Linked DNA regions of Homo sapiens: region 2 is linked to region 1. The links are chromatin loops, found by intact Hi-C in ENCODE. Cell type or tissue: CD4-positive, alpha-beta T cell. All regions are shown on one strand.

The links. Peaks named below come from ENCODE experiments on the same cell type or tissue, not always from the same donor. Only the 100,000 strongest peaks of a DNase experiment are listed, where the experiment ranks them.
Region 2: a loop joins it to region 1, with 5 times the contacts of the local background. A loop is called at or near these places in 8 of 110 quality-filtered maps.

What each region holds. Positions count from the first base shown.
Region 1 is chr6:100,461,163-100,469,162 of GRCh38, reverse strand. It overlaps SIM1 (SIM bHLH transcription factor 1), which reads left to right and starts at 4,242. Exons shown (of 12, transcript NM_005068.3): 1 at 4,242-4,549; 2 at 5,228-5,869. The coding sequence starts at 5,695. RefSeq lists an enhancer at 919-1,510. In CD4-positive, alpha-beta T cell, no CTCF peak of the experiment used is centred here; no DNase peak of the experiment used is centred here; H3K27me3 peaks cover 7,866 bases.
Region 2 is chr6:99,585,719-99,593,718 of GRCh38, reverse strand. It overlaps the pseudogene TSTD3. Among named protein-coding and RNA genes, the nearest start is that of PRDM13, 17 kb to the left of the region's middle. RefSeq lists an enhancer at 4,403-4,572. In CD4-positive, alpha-beta T cell, a CTCF peak has its summit at 4,975; DNase peaks (open chromatin) are centred at 4,518 and 4,978; H3K4me3 peaks cover 1,051 bases; H3K27me3 peaks cover 3,908 bases.

The DNA.
Region 1 (8,000 bases):
TCTCCAGAGTTAGAACGCCTCAGTTGAGTGCCTGTATTCAGCGTTGCTGAAATTTATGCACACACAGCGTCCTCCGCTCGATTTCTGGAAAAGAAAAGTGTGAAAGCGCAGGCACCTGGAGCGGCAGGCACCCACCTGCTCCCATCCTCAGAATGCACAGAATCAGACCTCTTTCCAGCTAGCAATTATATTTTAAAATAATTATATTCTTTAAAGCTTAAAATTTATGTCTGCAAATACAGTGGTGCACAATTCAAGAAGCACTTATTTCCCAGCGGCCGTTCAAGGTTATATATTAGACCACGGTTTCCAATATCTGGAAAATTAACCAGAATATTTAGAGAAACTATATGAAACCCTTACTTGTATTCGCCAATCTCATTTTCCAACTTGGTGCATTTTCTTTTTTTCTTTCTTTCTTTTTTTCCAGTGTGTAACCACTGAAGTGAATTTGGGGGTATTTCACGGGTCAATTTAGGGAGACAACTGAAAAGCAGTACCTAGGAAAAGGGTTTTTTTATATTTATATACATAAAATATACTTTTCAAAACGTCCTGATCAGACAAGTAATATTTACCATAACTTCTAAATAGTAAATATGACCATATTTTGGGGGGCTCCTTCTACACTTTGTTTAGGGTCAAGGCTACAAGTGGCCCTTGTTTCTGCCTCAACATCATAACGACTCTCAGAGATGTAAATGTCTAAATGTGGTAAAAATAAATGAGTCTAGGACAGGATTACGTTAACTAATATACTTGGAACTAGAAAATGTTAATATTTCCTAAGACAATAATATGTCCCTAGATAACTTGTCCTTTTCAGTGACAGAGTGAACATCTGGATGTAACATACTGAGATGTTCGAGTGACCATCTTCAGATTTTGTATCTTGGTTATAAATATATCCTTCATCCTGACCTTGGACATTGAGCAAAATCCATGTGTGTGTGCTTTGTGCAACTGTGCATGTGGGATGTGCGAGCATGCAAAAGTGTATGTGTGCGTCCCTAGCAGTCTGCAAAAAAATAAAGAGAATGGTGGTGGACAGAAATCATTCTAGTTTTGATAAGATGCTCAAACAGCCTGGAGCAAAGAAGAGTCATTAGAGGAGTTTTTGGAAGGCAGGGTGGAGGTCTGTGCCAGAGCAAGGGTCGGGGGCCGAGGCATTGAACCCCGGTTCGGCGGTTTGCACCGGAATTCCAGTATGTGTTCACTCGTTCTTTTACAACCGAAAGTTCACCTTCTGTAGTCTTGATTTTGCCTTTTGCGGGGAGGGGTCAGAAGGCCCTTGAGGTGCCCGCTCCCCCTTCTTTCTGGGTGCGCGCGGCATGCTAGACATTGCTCACAAAGGCGCGTTGGTTCCAGAATCTACCCGGCCTGGCTCCCCTGGGGTAGAGTCACGGACGCCTGCATGTCCTGGCCTCCGGGGTCCGGGGCAGGCTCCATGAGGGCAGCATCCTGGGTTGCCCCAGAAGTGGCAGGGACTCTTGGGGGAACAGTGTCGCCATCACACTAGGCTGTTCGCCCTGCTTGGTGGGGGAAGGAGGGAGACACTTTTTTGCAGCCCCGCATGGGTTTTCTCCCACATCAGGATCGCATTCTGGGTGCCTGAGGGCCAGAGGCTAGGTTTTAAGGCCACCGGCTCAAGGAGGTGGCGGCCTAGACTCTATAAGGATCTCTATTTGGGGTTAGTGGGTCGCCCGTGACCGTCTCTTCCTTTCTGGGGCTTTTCTCCTTATATTGGCAAAACGATTAGTCTCTGAGCTTCAAGAAATTCATTTAAAATTTCCCGTGCTAGAGGCGAACGTAAATTCGCAGAACACGTGGGAGGCACCTGAGGTTCCGGTTCACGGTTCACGCCTCCGGCTACAGGGCGCGTGGGGGGCTGGCAGGCGGGGTCGTGGGGAGGGTGCAAAGCCAGGTCCCTGGGCCCGGGAGGGGGAGTGAAGGAGCAGCGTTCCGGCTCCAACCTAGGTTCAAAGATTAGAAAAACAGGTGTTACGTCGTCATGCTAATTCACTCTCTCGGTAAACGCGGCTCAGACAGTTGTGTGCTGAGGACTTAGCGAGAGGCCGTCACCTCGTGGTCGTGCATTCACTTTGTTTATTAAACGACATCTACTTGGCTCATTGACAACTGAGCTTCACTGGGACATTGGAACAGCCCGCCCAGCCCCCCAGGACGTCAGCCTTAAGCGTGAAGACTTCCTTACTCATTTTGCCCATCTTGCTTCTGAAGGCAAAATTACTGCATTTTTTCTTCTGGAAACCCAGCATTACCTGACTCCCTACCTCCACCCCCCGGAAGTCCCTGCTGTGGACACAGGTTTCAAACCCCAGAGAGGCACTTCCACACCGGCATGTTGTTTTAAGTAGAGATAGGGTTAGAGTAACCGCGGTCTTGACTGAAATCCTCTCTAGAACACAGTCGAATGGAAAACCTCCTCTTAACCCTAAGTGTCATTGCTTCGCCTGGCAGCTATATGTGACCTGGTTGGAGGGGAGAGGAGGGTCAAGAAAGGTTATTTCCCCTCTCCACACGCACCCTCCACCCCCGACTTTACATGTAGTAGCCAACTTGACCTTATCTGATCTTTCTGGAATCTTGTGTATAAGTGAGCCACAGTGCATCTCTCGCTATCTTCTAGCTATGTCTTGTTAAAAGCGCATCATTGGGTGGTTGGAAGGCGCCCAGAACCAGATCTCTAAGTGGCTACAGCCACTGGGGAAATGACTCCTCCTAGATTAGAGTCCATTAGCTGGATTCCAGTTTTGAAAGACCTACAAAATCTCCGTGCTTCTTTCTTTTTCTTTCTATCCAAAACTTTCACCTCCTCCAGCCAGGTGTTGCCCAGATATGTAAATAACACCAGAAAGCTGCTGTTGTCCTTCTACGACTATCTTACTGCCATCGGGCGGCAAGGAGGTGGCAGATGTCTGTATTTTTGAACAAACACTCTTAAAGTTGTTCTGAATATCAGCAGAATGGCACACACCCCTCTTCAAAGTATTTATTTTCTCAGTGGCAATTAGCGCCACAAACGAGAGGATGAGTGCCCCGTCACTGGTGTTCTCACTGATTTTTATGGTAGATGAAACAACTCCCTCCAAACGCACCTCTAGGAGCCGAATCTGGTCACCGGCGTACCAAAACCAAGCCGGGAGTCGAGTCTGTAGGGGGTGATTCGTGAGGACAACAATTGTTTTTGGGACAATTTGACTTTTTCTTGATGCTACCTGTTGTGTTTTCTCAGATGAGAGAAAGAGAAGGCGGTTCAAATTAGAGGGTCTCTAAAAGATAATTAGTCAGCAAGAGTCCTGGTGAGCGTTTGTTTAAACAGCTCCTATTAGGGAACCGCGAGCATCGTTAAGTTCATTCATGTAGACTGTATCCTTTCTGTAAGGAATAATCATGTTGGACTTTTGTTTCCTGAAACAAAACCCGACAAAGAGTTGGCTAATGTTTAAGATAAAGGACTGTTGGGAGCTATGTATCTCTATATCAATCATTCTATTTTGCCCTGAAATGTAAGCTTTTCCCCTAGTGTCCCCCTAGCTGCTCCCCATAGGAAAACTCCCCGGCCGAGTTTCCACGGTGAAAAAAATCAGCCCCAAACCCAAGCCATTTCGAAAAAGACGCACTTCTTTGGGATTAATTTAAAGACAGTTATTGTATTTATTTCCTCTGGCAATGAATTCCGTGTCGCCATGGTTTCAGAGAAACGAGAAAGAGAAAATAACTCCCCAAACCGGCCTCGCGCACGCCGTCGGCCAGCGACTGCCAGCGGGATGGGCCTTTGGGCGAACCCTGCCTCCTCCGCCGGTAGACCTAACCCGCAGGCCCGACCTCCGCTGCCTCCGGACGTTCCCGGTTCTGCTGGGCCGCCGCGCTGGACTGAGCGCTCAACCACCCGACCCCAGGGAGCTCGAGGAGCGCGGGTCGCGCACGACGTCGGGAAGGCCCAGGAGGCCGCGAGCAGCGGCGGCAACCGGACAGCGCCGACCCGGCACCCTGAGCTCATTAGGAGTCCAGCGGTCCCGCGGGTAGTAAGATTCAGAGCCCGGAGCCTGGGCGCGCGGAGGGCGGCTCGGGGCCGACTCGTGTCACTCAGCCCTATTGGCCAATGAGCGCCTCGCCCCTGGCCGCGCCAGGCCAATGGGAGGCGAGGGGGCTTGTGAGTGGCATTGAGGGAGGGCGGGAGAGAGGCGGCCCCGGAGTGAAGTTGAAGCTAAACCCTTAAGCTATAAAGAAGTTACGGGGGGCAGTTTTCGGCTTCCAATTAGGAATAATAGTGAACTGGCTTCGTAGCAACTACGGAGGACCAGGATTCTAAAATCACCTCACTCGTCCCAAAGCTTGCATCCTCCTCTTTCTGCCACGCACCCCTCCTCCAATTCATGATCCAGAAAAGGGAGCCGGGAATGCTCTGCTCCTCTCTGCCGGTGGGAAGCGGAGAGGCCGGCGGTGTCGCTGGGTTGGACGGTAGGCATGAGAACAGTTAAGAGATGGGCGCCCCCGAAACCTCTGCCGCTTGTGGGGACTGAAGGTAGGTGAAGCAGAAGACGCCCCGCGCCCGCCCAGCAGCCCCGCAGCTCCGCGGTGGTGTGGGAGAGGCCGCGGCGCCTCCCACCCCCGGGGGAGCCTGCGAGGGGCTGTCGCGAGCGCGCCACCTGTTAACCTGGCGCTGCTGGGCCCCGCTTGTTGCAGCCCCTGCTGGGCAGCCAGAGCGCTGGGTCGCCTTGGGAGTCCCGAGAGACTTGGTGTGTAAGTGTCACTTTTTGAGGAATCCCTCAGACTTGAGACCCAAGTTAAAGAGGTAGCCAAGGTCCAGATCTGCCAAGGTAGGGAGCTGAAAGGCCCCTGCCTCGCCTTGGAGGAATTCTGATTTGCGGAAACCTGCTTTCCTGGGACGTGCGCCCGGCCTGGGCGCGGACTCGGGGATCCGCGGCGGAAGATCCCTTGCGGGTCTTCAGAAATATGTATTTTGTTGTTTGGGCAACTTCCCAGGGGTCTGGAGGATGCGGCTGGCATGGGTGAGGGAATGCCAGCATTATTTGCAGGGGGCTGTCTCGCTGCCGATTTACCCGTTTCTTTAAAAACAAACCCAAAACGCCTGGCTAGGCGCACTGAGGCCCTTTCCGGCCGTGTTTTTGGAATTGGGACGAGTGTGTGAGTACTTGTGGAGCCGCTGATCTCTTATGCTCTGATGCTGTTGTCTTCACAGGGCCTTGAAAGAGTTGTCTGGGGTTCCTGCTCTTCCCAAAGGGGCTCGGAGATACCTTAAATGCCGCGAGACTGAAGAGCAAACGTCAGGGATTATTATGTCGATTTTCCGAGGACCAGGGTTCGCAGCTGGCAGTAGAAGAAAAGGCTGGCTCCTCAGGGGTCCCACTGGCATTTGATACCCTGAACGACCCTCAGGATTGCCCAAATTCGGTGGATCGCCCAAATTCGGTGGATCAGCAACTTTCCTATACTGCATCCCGAATTTTCAAAGAACATATTTTCCGTTCACCCCCGCTGGTCTTTTACTGCCATCAATACACTGTTCTTGGTGCAAATACTTCAGCCTCTTTATTCAAAGTATGTTTTATGTTTTTGCCAAATATGATCTCTAATTGAAAGTTTATTTTTGGTTTTGGATGAATCTGCGGAGCTTAAGTTGTGAGAAGAAAGGGGGAACAAGACACAATGAAAGAAAAGTCCAAAAATGCTGCGCGGACTAGGAGGGAGAAGGAAAACAGTGAATTTTATGAACTGGCTAAATTACTGCCTTTGCCCTCGGCTATCACCTCGCAGCTGGACAAAGCATCCATAATCAGACTCACGACCAGCTATCTCAAAATGAGAGTGGTGTTCCCAGAAGGTAAGTGACTTTGCCCAGATGGAATTTCAAAGGCAGAAGGGGCCGGGGATTTGCCAGGCAATGAGCCGACATCAGTGACCAGAGAAATGCATACATATTTACATATATATTTTGCAAAGGGAAGTTTAGCTCGGCTGCTTCACTAAGGTCCTCACTGAACTCAGAATTTCTGTCGCTTTTTTGAGGCTCCCTCTACCTCCCCATCAATACTTTCTCTTCAGTCCATCAGATATGTTTGGTTGGGAAGCAGCCCAACAGTCCTTTTGTCAACACTTCAGATACTAGGCTCAATTGAAAGTACTACTAATCCAAACATGACTTTCTTTTTTACTCCTCTTGTTAGAATTTTGTCCAGTAAAAACCAGGAGCACCGCCTAATTCTGTATTTTTTTTTTGCCAGGTGTGGATAGACCCATGTACCTGGAGCTAGATAGGCCAGATAATAATTTCTCTATATATCTAAAGATTTGCAAATGAGTAACATGCATATTTGTGAACAAGTATGCCTGAATTTACTCAAGTTCTTAAATAAATTCTAAGCAAATTTATTCCGAGTTTTCAAGACATTCGCAGATTCTGAAACTAACTCTGGAGCTTGATGATTTGCAACTGTGGGCTTGATGTTATCTGTAAGATAATAGGCTAGTCCTAAAATACATAAGATTGAATTAAGATGGCTAGCCCGCTTAGAAAATATCTTCTGGGTGGCAGGTTGGCAAATAGATCCTGAGAAAATTGTCTTATAAGGCCTAGAAGTTAGAATAGCTGAGCTGTTGACATGATTTAAAACTCATATTTAGATTATCAAGATTCACTGTGTGAGGACAGAGCAGCTTTCATAGAACACTGTCCTATATACAACCATTTATACTTACTAGAAAAGGACACTTTTCTATTTGTCCATCTTTTCCTTTACTTGGATTCAAATAATGCAAACAGATTTTTAAAAATATTTTAGATATGTCTTTGCTGGGGGAAGGGGATTCAGAAATGTAAAAGAGGGATTACTGAACAAGCAAACAAACAAAAATCCAAGGGAAAGAATTGTGTTTATTTACAAATGAGAACTTCTGATTTGACCCCTGGAGGTTTTTGTTGTTGTTGATTTTAGATGTTTGGGGTTTGTGGTTTTCCGTTAAATGAATGGATGAGCAGGAAACAGTCATTATTGGGTTTGCAGTTTCACTTTGCTTGATCATGACATAAAAGTTATTATCTAAGTCAAAAAGCCTGCAAAACATGCTCCAAATTAGTGGAGCATGAAAAACATGCTCCAAGCTAAAGGAAAACTTTCAAATTATAGTTCAGTTCTACCTTCAAACTACAAGTGATGCTTTAGTCGTTCCCTCCTAAAGCAGTTCCTTGAACAGTTCTTCTCTGACCCTGGAAACTGTGGGGAAAAAAGAAATGAAAGCCTAAAGTACCTGAAAATTAAAAAAAAAAAAAAAAAAAGAAAGAAAGAAAGAAAAAAAGAAGAAAAAGAAGGGGAACTTATATACTAAAAACCACATTTCCCGTTCAAACTGTGCTATGAATTGTTGATGGGATAATTACCATTATACCACACTGCCTTCTATTTAAAAAAGAGATCTCGTTGTCTTTTATACTGTCAGCGCCTACTTTATAAAAATAAAGCTATTGCGAACTCCGCTGGCCGCACTGTTCCTAACAGGATTATTAGCAGTGATTTGTCAGCCCCTGCGGTCTCAGTGGGCTCCCTTTCTGCGTGATTTCCAGCCGGTCTCGTCAATTATTGGTGCCGATGTCGCTCGCTGTTTGATCAGAAGCAGCATATGGTGTTGCTTGTGGGGCTGCGAGTAATCGCGGGAGGAGAAGAATAGCAGGGCGGCGTTCTGGGGCGGGCACCGAGCCGGCCGGGAGAGCCCGGGGAGTCGGCCGGCCAGGGAAGCTAGTCGGCTTGGTGTAGACCCGGGGGCAGGCGCAGCTGGGAGGAAATCGGGCTGTTTTCTGCTGTTGTTTTGTTTTTGTTTTTAAAAGAGCAAGCCTTTTTGCATAATTAAGTGCTAACTCTACACATTATAAGTCTCGTTATAAATAAATAGGAACAAAATAAACTCTTACAGCCAACCTCTCGTTATTTTTAAAGAGAGCGCCAATGAAGGCTCCCGCT
Region 2 (8,000 bases), 880 kb after region 1:
AAAAGTTTTTCTCTTCTGTGATAACATGACAGACATTTCAGTGCCTACTTGCCTCAGAAAGAGGAGCTTGACACAGAGCAGCAATCAGAAGCTACTTACTCTTTCATCATTAGAATATGTTGCCGAGTAATTAATGAAGTTGACAAGTTGAAGGCAATTTTCTGGTTCTTGTTTTAACAACAATTTAACTTTGTTTTTTATAACCCAATGATGCTGGATAAAATAAAACCAATTGACAGAGAAGTCAGGACAGGACTTGGTTGTTTCTGAATATGAAAAATATCTAGAAAGATGCTTCATCTTTATCCTTTACCTTATTCTGTTGCCCTCATAGCATACATGAATTCAGTTTTTAAATACTTATTTTTAATTTTTTAAATATATAACAAATCATGCATAGCAAAAGTTTTATTCCGTAGAATTCATACTCTCATTCTCTGATTTTTACATTTCACTCAGTCACAGCTTAGAGAAGTTGTGTAATATTGCCAAAAATAATGGCTCTTTTGATTTCCACATAATTTTTCCAGTGATTGTTTTTTCTCTCTTCTGGGGTTAATTTCCTGTAGCAAACTGTTACATAATCATCCCCAGTGAATTGAACCTCCTGGTATTCATGCTCTTGCATAATCTCCTTTCATAATGATCTTAAGCTTTGCCATATGACTTGCTCTGGTCAGTGGGACATCAGTAAATGTGACACAAGCAGAAGTTTCAGCACTTGCACATTTGTGTCATCCCCTTTTAATATGCTATCGATTGCCATATGAAGAAGCCTGATCTAGTCTTCTCAAAAGACCACACAGAGCAAAAGGTCCAGCCCTCAGCTCTCCACCAAATGAGTATAGCCACTTAGTGAGCCTAGGTGAGACTAGAGAAAGATCCATCCAGGTAAGCCCAACCCAAATTGCAGAATGGTGAAAAAATAAAGTGTTGTTTTATGTCACTAAGTTTTAATAACCAATTAGTTATTCAATGACAGATAATAGATAGCTACCCCTCCTCTGAATGAATATAATTAAATACAACAGAGATAAATGTGGGGGAGACTGCCTTGATTCAAATGATCAGTGGTCTAGAAATGTGAGAAGGTAAACTATTTAGACAAGAGATAGCCAACAAACTGGGGATTGTGACTGATCACAGGTATGGAAGATATTAAGATATCAACCCAAAAACCATCATCCCCATATGTTTTTTGCTAGCAGAACCCTGAGTTTGTGTAAAAGTGGTCAAGTGCTTTAGGGAATGCAAAGTCCCTCCAGACTCCAAGAGGTGAAACTTGATTAACTTAAGTCAGTCATGGTAGTTCCTTTACCTTCATTTTTGACTGGTTTAGGAACAGGCATGTGAAACAATTATGGCAAAAAAAAAAAAAAAACAAGTGAGAGCAAGTGTTTTGGAAGTACATGGGAACCGTTTTCTTTCATCTTAAAAAGGGTGTCTAAAAGAAAACAGTCTCCATTATTTCTGTGTTTGCATGTTTTGTGAGAATGAGATTCTTAGAAAAGCAGCAATCAATTGTGAGGAAACAAACCTGAGGACAGAAACCAATATCCACATCAAAGAATAAAGAAATGTTAGGTGTTTGTTTGAATAATTAGGCAATAGTTTCTGTAACCTAAATGTGAGATGTGGGTATTTTGATTTGCTTCTTTCTCTTGCACATTGGGAATTGAAATGAGAGGGTGTTTTGACTAATTTTTCTAACTAATGTTTTGCCTCCTATGCTTGCAATTAATTTACCTTTCAGTATTGTTTGGTCTTTTAAAAACTGGTTAGAAACTTGTAAGAACATTACAACTCTATCTCCTTTTCTGAAAATAAATGTGAACAATCGATTCTACATTCTTGATACAAGAAATGTTACAGTGAACGCTGGAATCTCAAAAAGACTTCTCTCTCTGGAGCAATGCAATTAGATTTTCCAGTGATTAAATGGGTCATCGCCGATAAGAAGTTATTGCTCAGGGCATAAGATTGTACTTCATTCCATCAAAGTGATGCTCAAGTTCAGAAAGCCGCACAGAAAGCACCCTTAGACAAACACAGACGTGGGAAAGGAATAAACTTGTGAGGCTCCATCAGTTTCCCCATTTGGCTCTTCAGCCCCCTTGCGAAACTGTCTGACCTCGGGCATCTGCGGAAACGCAGACGCTGAGGAAGCACCGACAGAGGAGCGCTTGGGATCTCTGCGGGCCCAGCCCAGACCAGTAACCTGCAGCCAATGACTGACGTCCCAATCCCTAGTCTGGGGACTGGGGGCTGGGGCGGCGCCACGCTGCTTTCCCGGGAGCCAGAAGACTCTGCTGGACCACCGAGCTCACGTGCAGAAAAGCTCGAGGCCCAGCCTCTGCCCCTGTGACAGGCGCCCAGGGAAAGAAGAGAGCCCTGGCTTCCTCAGGGGTCGGGGGATGGGGATGGTAAGGACGCCGCGCCGGGGTCCCTCTTCTGTTGGGGGTGGACGTGCCAGCAGGTCAGGCTGTTTTCCTGAGAGGACGGAAAGGGAAGGCTCGCTCCTGTCTCCTCAATCCCAGGGCCCCGCGGAACCCCCCTTCTGCGCTGGAACTTGGCCTCTTCTCTGCAGTGTCTCCCCCCCACGTCTCAGGCCGAGTTTATGCCTTCTTAGAGATCGACTTCTGTCGCTATGGCCCTTTCAAATCCTAGAAAGCAGCCTGCGGAGAGAGAACCGCGCGCTGAAGTGCAAGTGGCCACGCGCCTCCCGGCGGGCGCCAGCAGCTGCCTCAGGACGGCCGGCAGAGCTAGGCGGCTGCGTCCGTGGGCACCCCACCCCCGCCGGGCACCACCGCCCCGCGCTCGCGCCCTGCACCCTACCTGGTGCCTCACACCCCTCGGGGAGCGCTGCTAACTTGTCGGGGACAATGCGCAGTGAACCGGCCTTAGGGTTCCGAAGCTCGCACAGTGGGAGGAAGGCGACGAGGGGAAGGAAGGCAGATGCCCTCTGTGACTGTACCAAGCTGGTATTGGACTCCCTAGGCAAGAAGCCTTTTAAAATAATTTCATTAAATGCTTTTTTACTGATGATAATGACATCAATAATAATAAAAGAGATCCTGGCGCTCACATTCGTCTGTAAGAGTTTGGTAGCCCCTCTCTTGGTATGACCATCATTCATGCTTTCCATGAACACACAATGAGCACTCACTGTGCGGCAGCTCTGCTCGTGCTTGACTAGGATCATCCTAGCCCCTCCCAGGCCTCTCAAATATGAACTTCCCCCGTGTTTTCAGGAGCACTGCAAGGTAACTGTTACGTAGTTTTCAAAAAGTCTGGAGAGCCTGGTGACCATGACAAAGAAAGGCACAGTCATACATAGGAAAAGGATGTCTAATTTACTTGCATTGTTCCAGGCTCCATGCCAGAGTCAGGCCTAGGTTTTGATCCTCTGGAGAAAATGTACCAAAGTCGATGGTTTGAGGGACGTCAGTCACTGCCTTCTGGAAGACTAGGAAGACTGGAAAGATTATTTTTCTCATGCTTAACTGTTTACCTTTTTTTTTGTTAAGACAGGATCTCCCTGTGTTGCCCAGGCGGAACTCAAACTCCTCCGCTCAAGCGATTCTCCTGCCTCAGCCTCCCAACAGCTGCGAGTGCCATCGTGCCCTATTACTTTTGTTTAAAAAGGTTTGAATATTTAAAATCAGTTCCATTTAGTCAAAGAGTTACAATTATAGTTCAACTAAACCTGCAGTCAATGTAAGTATTCATACCCTAAGAAAAAGCACCACAAAATGATGTCTGTGATTGTTAACGGTTGATTGGTTTCCTGTGTCCATAGTGGACAATATTATGAAGCATAGACAGAGAAACATGTTTACTAAGAAGCTTTTTTTTCCTTCCAGGAAATTCTGTAGGTGAAAATGTTGAAATTGTCAGTTGAAATATCTGGTGAAGTCTAACATTAACATTAAATAAAAAGCAAGTGACAGGAGAGTACTGATGTATATTCCTCTTGGGAGATTAACTCTTTCTCTGCTAGTCCCCCCCTCACACCCCCACCCCTGAATTTGCCCACAGCCATAGCAGGGCCGTCAGTGTTTCGGGATGCCAGGCAGACGTAATTCGGCTTCAGAGCGCCTTGCTTAAGCAAAAGGCTGTGTGTACGTTCCCCAGGAGTCCGAGGACGGGCAGGCTGGCAAAGGCTGGCCCTGGTCACCGCTGGGAGAGGACGCCCCCGGGCTGGCTGCTGTTGCTGCTGGGGCTACTCCTCCCCGCCCCGGTCCTCCTCCAGCTTCTCAGCCGCAGCCGCGCTTCCTGCTCTGGGGCTCTCGCAGCTGTTTAGGTTTAAGGTACAGGAGGAATTTCAAGCTTTTTCTGATCCCATCCCACCCGCCCCCATCCCCCGTGAGACTGGCCTCTGGGCACCACGGTCTCTTCTGTCTCCATCCAGCTCAAATCGAAGCTTGGAGAGGAAGCCCCACAGCTGCGGTTCGACCCTGCCCCGGCAGACCGAGATGAAAGCAGCTTGCGGAGGCTGCTCCGGCACCCGGCGCGGGCACGCGAGGGAAGAAGCCCCGCGCAAAGCAGCGCAGCCTTGGCTTTTGAAGCTGCCCTCTATGCACTTCCTCCGGCTTCCAGCCGGAATCTACGACCCATCCGCAGAGCGGGCTGGGTAAGGTTGTGCGGCAGCAGCAACCCCGAGGGAAAGAATTTTGTTTCTTTTTGAGGCCCTGCTGCATTTCTGGTTCCCAGCCTGGAGCAGGGGGCGCCTCGCTCCCCGGAGTCCCACAGGCTTGGGCCGCAGCTGGGCCGACGCGGTCGACAGGTGTGTGAGGCCGAACCCCGGAGCACCGGGAGGCGGCTGGGAGCCAGGGCAGAACGCCTGGGGCGCATCCTCAGGGAGGAATCATCTGGCGTTCAAGCCGCTCTCGGGTCTTTTGCTGGATCTGCAGATCGGCTCACGCAGCAGGAGCCCAAGGAGCAGAACCTGGGCATGCCAGACTTTGCAGTCGCGCACGCCACCCAGCGCCCGCCTTGCGCTGGTCTCAGCTGGCGTTCCCTCTATTAGGCAGATCGCTTAGCGCTTGGGTCGGTTTTAGTTCTCCAGTGTCTCTCTCCAAAGGAAGCGCAGTGTAGTCGTTACTTCTCTACTCTCAGCTCCTAGAGCGATACCGGGCACACAGCAGCGCGCAATAAAGTATTGGCTCTTTCATTTAACATGTGTCTGTTGAGCGCTCACTATGTCCTAAACACCCAAGGCCTCCAGCCTCAGGAAGCTTAATTTCCAGTTGTTTGGATGAATGGGAAAACAATAAGGTATTGTTCTTGCGTTGCTATAAAGAAATACCTGAGGCCGGGTAATTTATAAAGGAAAGAGGTAGAGTTGACCCACGGTTCTTCAGTCTTTACAGGAATCATGGTGCTGGCATCTGCTCAGCTTCTAGGGAGTCCTCAGGAATCTTACAATCATGGTGGAAGGTGAAGGGGGAGCAGGCACGTCACATGGAGAGAGCAAAGGCAAGGTAAAGAAAGAGGGAGAGAGAATCGAAGATGTGATTGGAGGGATCTTCCACAGTGATCAGCTCTGTGTCCTGTGGACAAATTACCTGCTTTCTATGGAATTTAGTATATTTTCTCTTTACCTAGATAGGAAGATTTAGTTATAAATGTAACCTGCAATTCCAGTCTTTTAGAAGAGGACTTAAAGAGGACAAAGACTTAATAAGTGAGAGGAAAAAAAAGTGAGAGCGGAAAAAAAGAATAAAGTGAAAGGGGCACCCAGACCGTCCAACAATTAAAAACAAGCCCATAGCCAAGCACGGTAGCATGCACCTGTAATTCCACCTACGGGGGAGGATAGTTTGAATCCAGGAGTTTGAGGCCAGCCTGGGCAACATAGTAAAACCCCCATCTCAAAAGAGATGCTGGGGCTAACAACATGTCTCATTTTCCCTTTTCACAAAGAAGCATCATGAGTTTAAATCATATGAACTTTTCTCTGTTTTTAATTTAGTTCAAGGACTGCCAATCAAAGGAACTAGAATCATAAAACAGGTACATCCTGACAACTTCACCCTGAAGTGGGAACACCACTACCCCAATACTTCTAGCTTTCTCTTAAGCCACTTTAGCTTCTGGCTTTCAAAAAGACCTGTGAGGCCTGAGTTAAGAGAAAAAGGACAAAGTATTTCTTCCTGTGTTCTTTGAACAGAATGCCCCTGAGATTCTAACCTCTGGGAGGCATACTTTTTTCACTTCAGCTCCTGAAAATGACTTTGTAAAGGAAACTGATTAATTTGGGTGGAGGGGTGATGGAGTCAGATGAAAAAGTCAGGAAAATAAGTTCAGGGAAGTAAGACCAAATGAAAGATTCCTGAGTTATTAGCCAGACTTTTACTGGGATGTGGAATTTGGTTTACTGTCTGTAATTAAGAGGTTGAGCTGCTTTTTTTCAGAAGTGTGGTACCCTGTCTAGTGGGCCTCTTTGAACTTAGATTTTGGGTCTGTAAAGCTTTTCATTTGTTGTTGTTTTTTTTAAATCACATTTTCTGAAGAATTCCATACATAGTCCCAATATTAGGAAGTAGGCCTAGCAGTTATTATTATTCTAATTTTTTTAATGAGCGTCAGATAAGTTACTTATCCAAAGCCACATGGTTGGTGAATAGAGGAGCCCTTGTTAGCATCTGGGTCTGATACTTAGCTCAGCGTCCTGCCCACCATTCCGCAACAGGAAAAAAAATTTTAAAACTTAACCAATAAATATCTATTGACAACCTATTAGCAGCTCAGCACAGTAGGAAGGCCTGTGGAAGTGTGCTATTTGCTGGTCCTTAATATGTTCAATGTTGACACATACCTGCTTTGTTCCTTCTTGGCACTATCAGTATAATATAGAAGTCATACACACTCTAGGCACACAGTCTGGAATTACTTCCTGGCTGCAGCATTCTACAGCCACACTTCATTTTATTGTGTTTCACAGATATTGTGCTGTTTACAATGGAAAGTGTGTGGTGACTCTGCATTGAGTACATCTATTGGTGCCATTTATCTGTTATGGTGATCTGCGATCAGTAATCTGTGGTGTTATTGTTGTAATTCTTTTGGGGTTCCATGAACTATATTTATATAAGTCAGCAAACATAATTGATAAATGTGTGTGTTCTGACTGCTCTACCGACTGGCAGTCCCCATCACTTCCCCTCTCTTCAGGCCTCCCTATTCCCTGAGACACAGCAGTGTTGAAATTAGGTCAGCTACACCCTACAATGGCCTCTAAGTGTAGGGTGAAAAGTAAAAGTGTTCAAGTGAAAAGAAAAGTTGCAAGTCTCTCACTTTATATGAAAAGCTAGAAATGGTAAGCTTAGTGAGGAAGGCATGTGGAAAGACAAGACAGGCACAAAGCTTGGCCTCCTACACCAAACCATTAGCCAAGTTGTGAATGCAAAGGAAAAGTTCTTGAGGAAAACTAAAAGTGTTGTTCCTGTGACCATACAAGTGATAGGAAAGCAGAACAGCTTTATTACTGATGCAGAGAAAGTTTGAGTGGTCTGAATAGAAAATCATACTAGCCACAATATTCCCTTAAACCAAAGCTTATTCCAGAGCAAAGCGCTAACTCTCTTTAATTCTGTGAAGGGTGAGAGAGGTGAGAAAGCTGCAGAAGAAAAGTTTGAAGCTAGCAGAGGTTGGCTCATGAGATTTAAGGAAAGATGTGGTCTCCAAAACATAAAAGTGTGAGGTGAAGCAGCAAGTGCTGATGCAGAAGCTGCAGCAAGCTAACCAGAAGATCTAGCTAAGATTGCTGATGAAGGTAGCTATACTTAACAATGGATTTTCTATGTAGGTGAAACAGCCTTCTATTGGAAAAAGATGCCATCTAGGACGTTCATAGCTAGAGAGAAATCAATGCCTGGCTTCAAACTTTAAAGGAAAATCTTCTGGAAAGGATTCATCATTTGTCATAACTATTAAGAACATTTGTGGGCTGGGTATGGTAGCTCACACCTGTAATCCCAGCACTTTGGGAGGCCAAG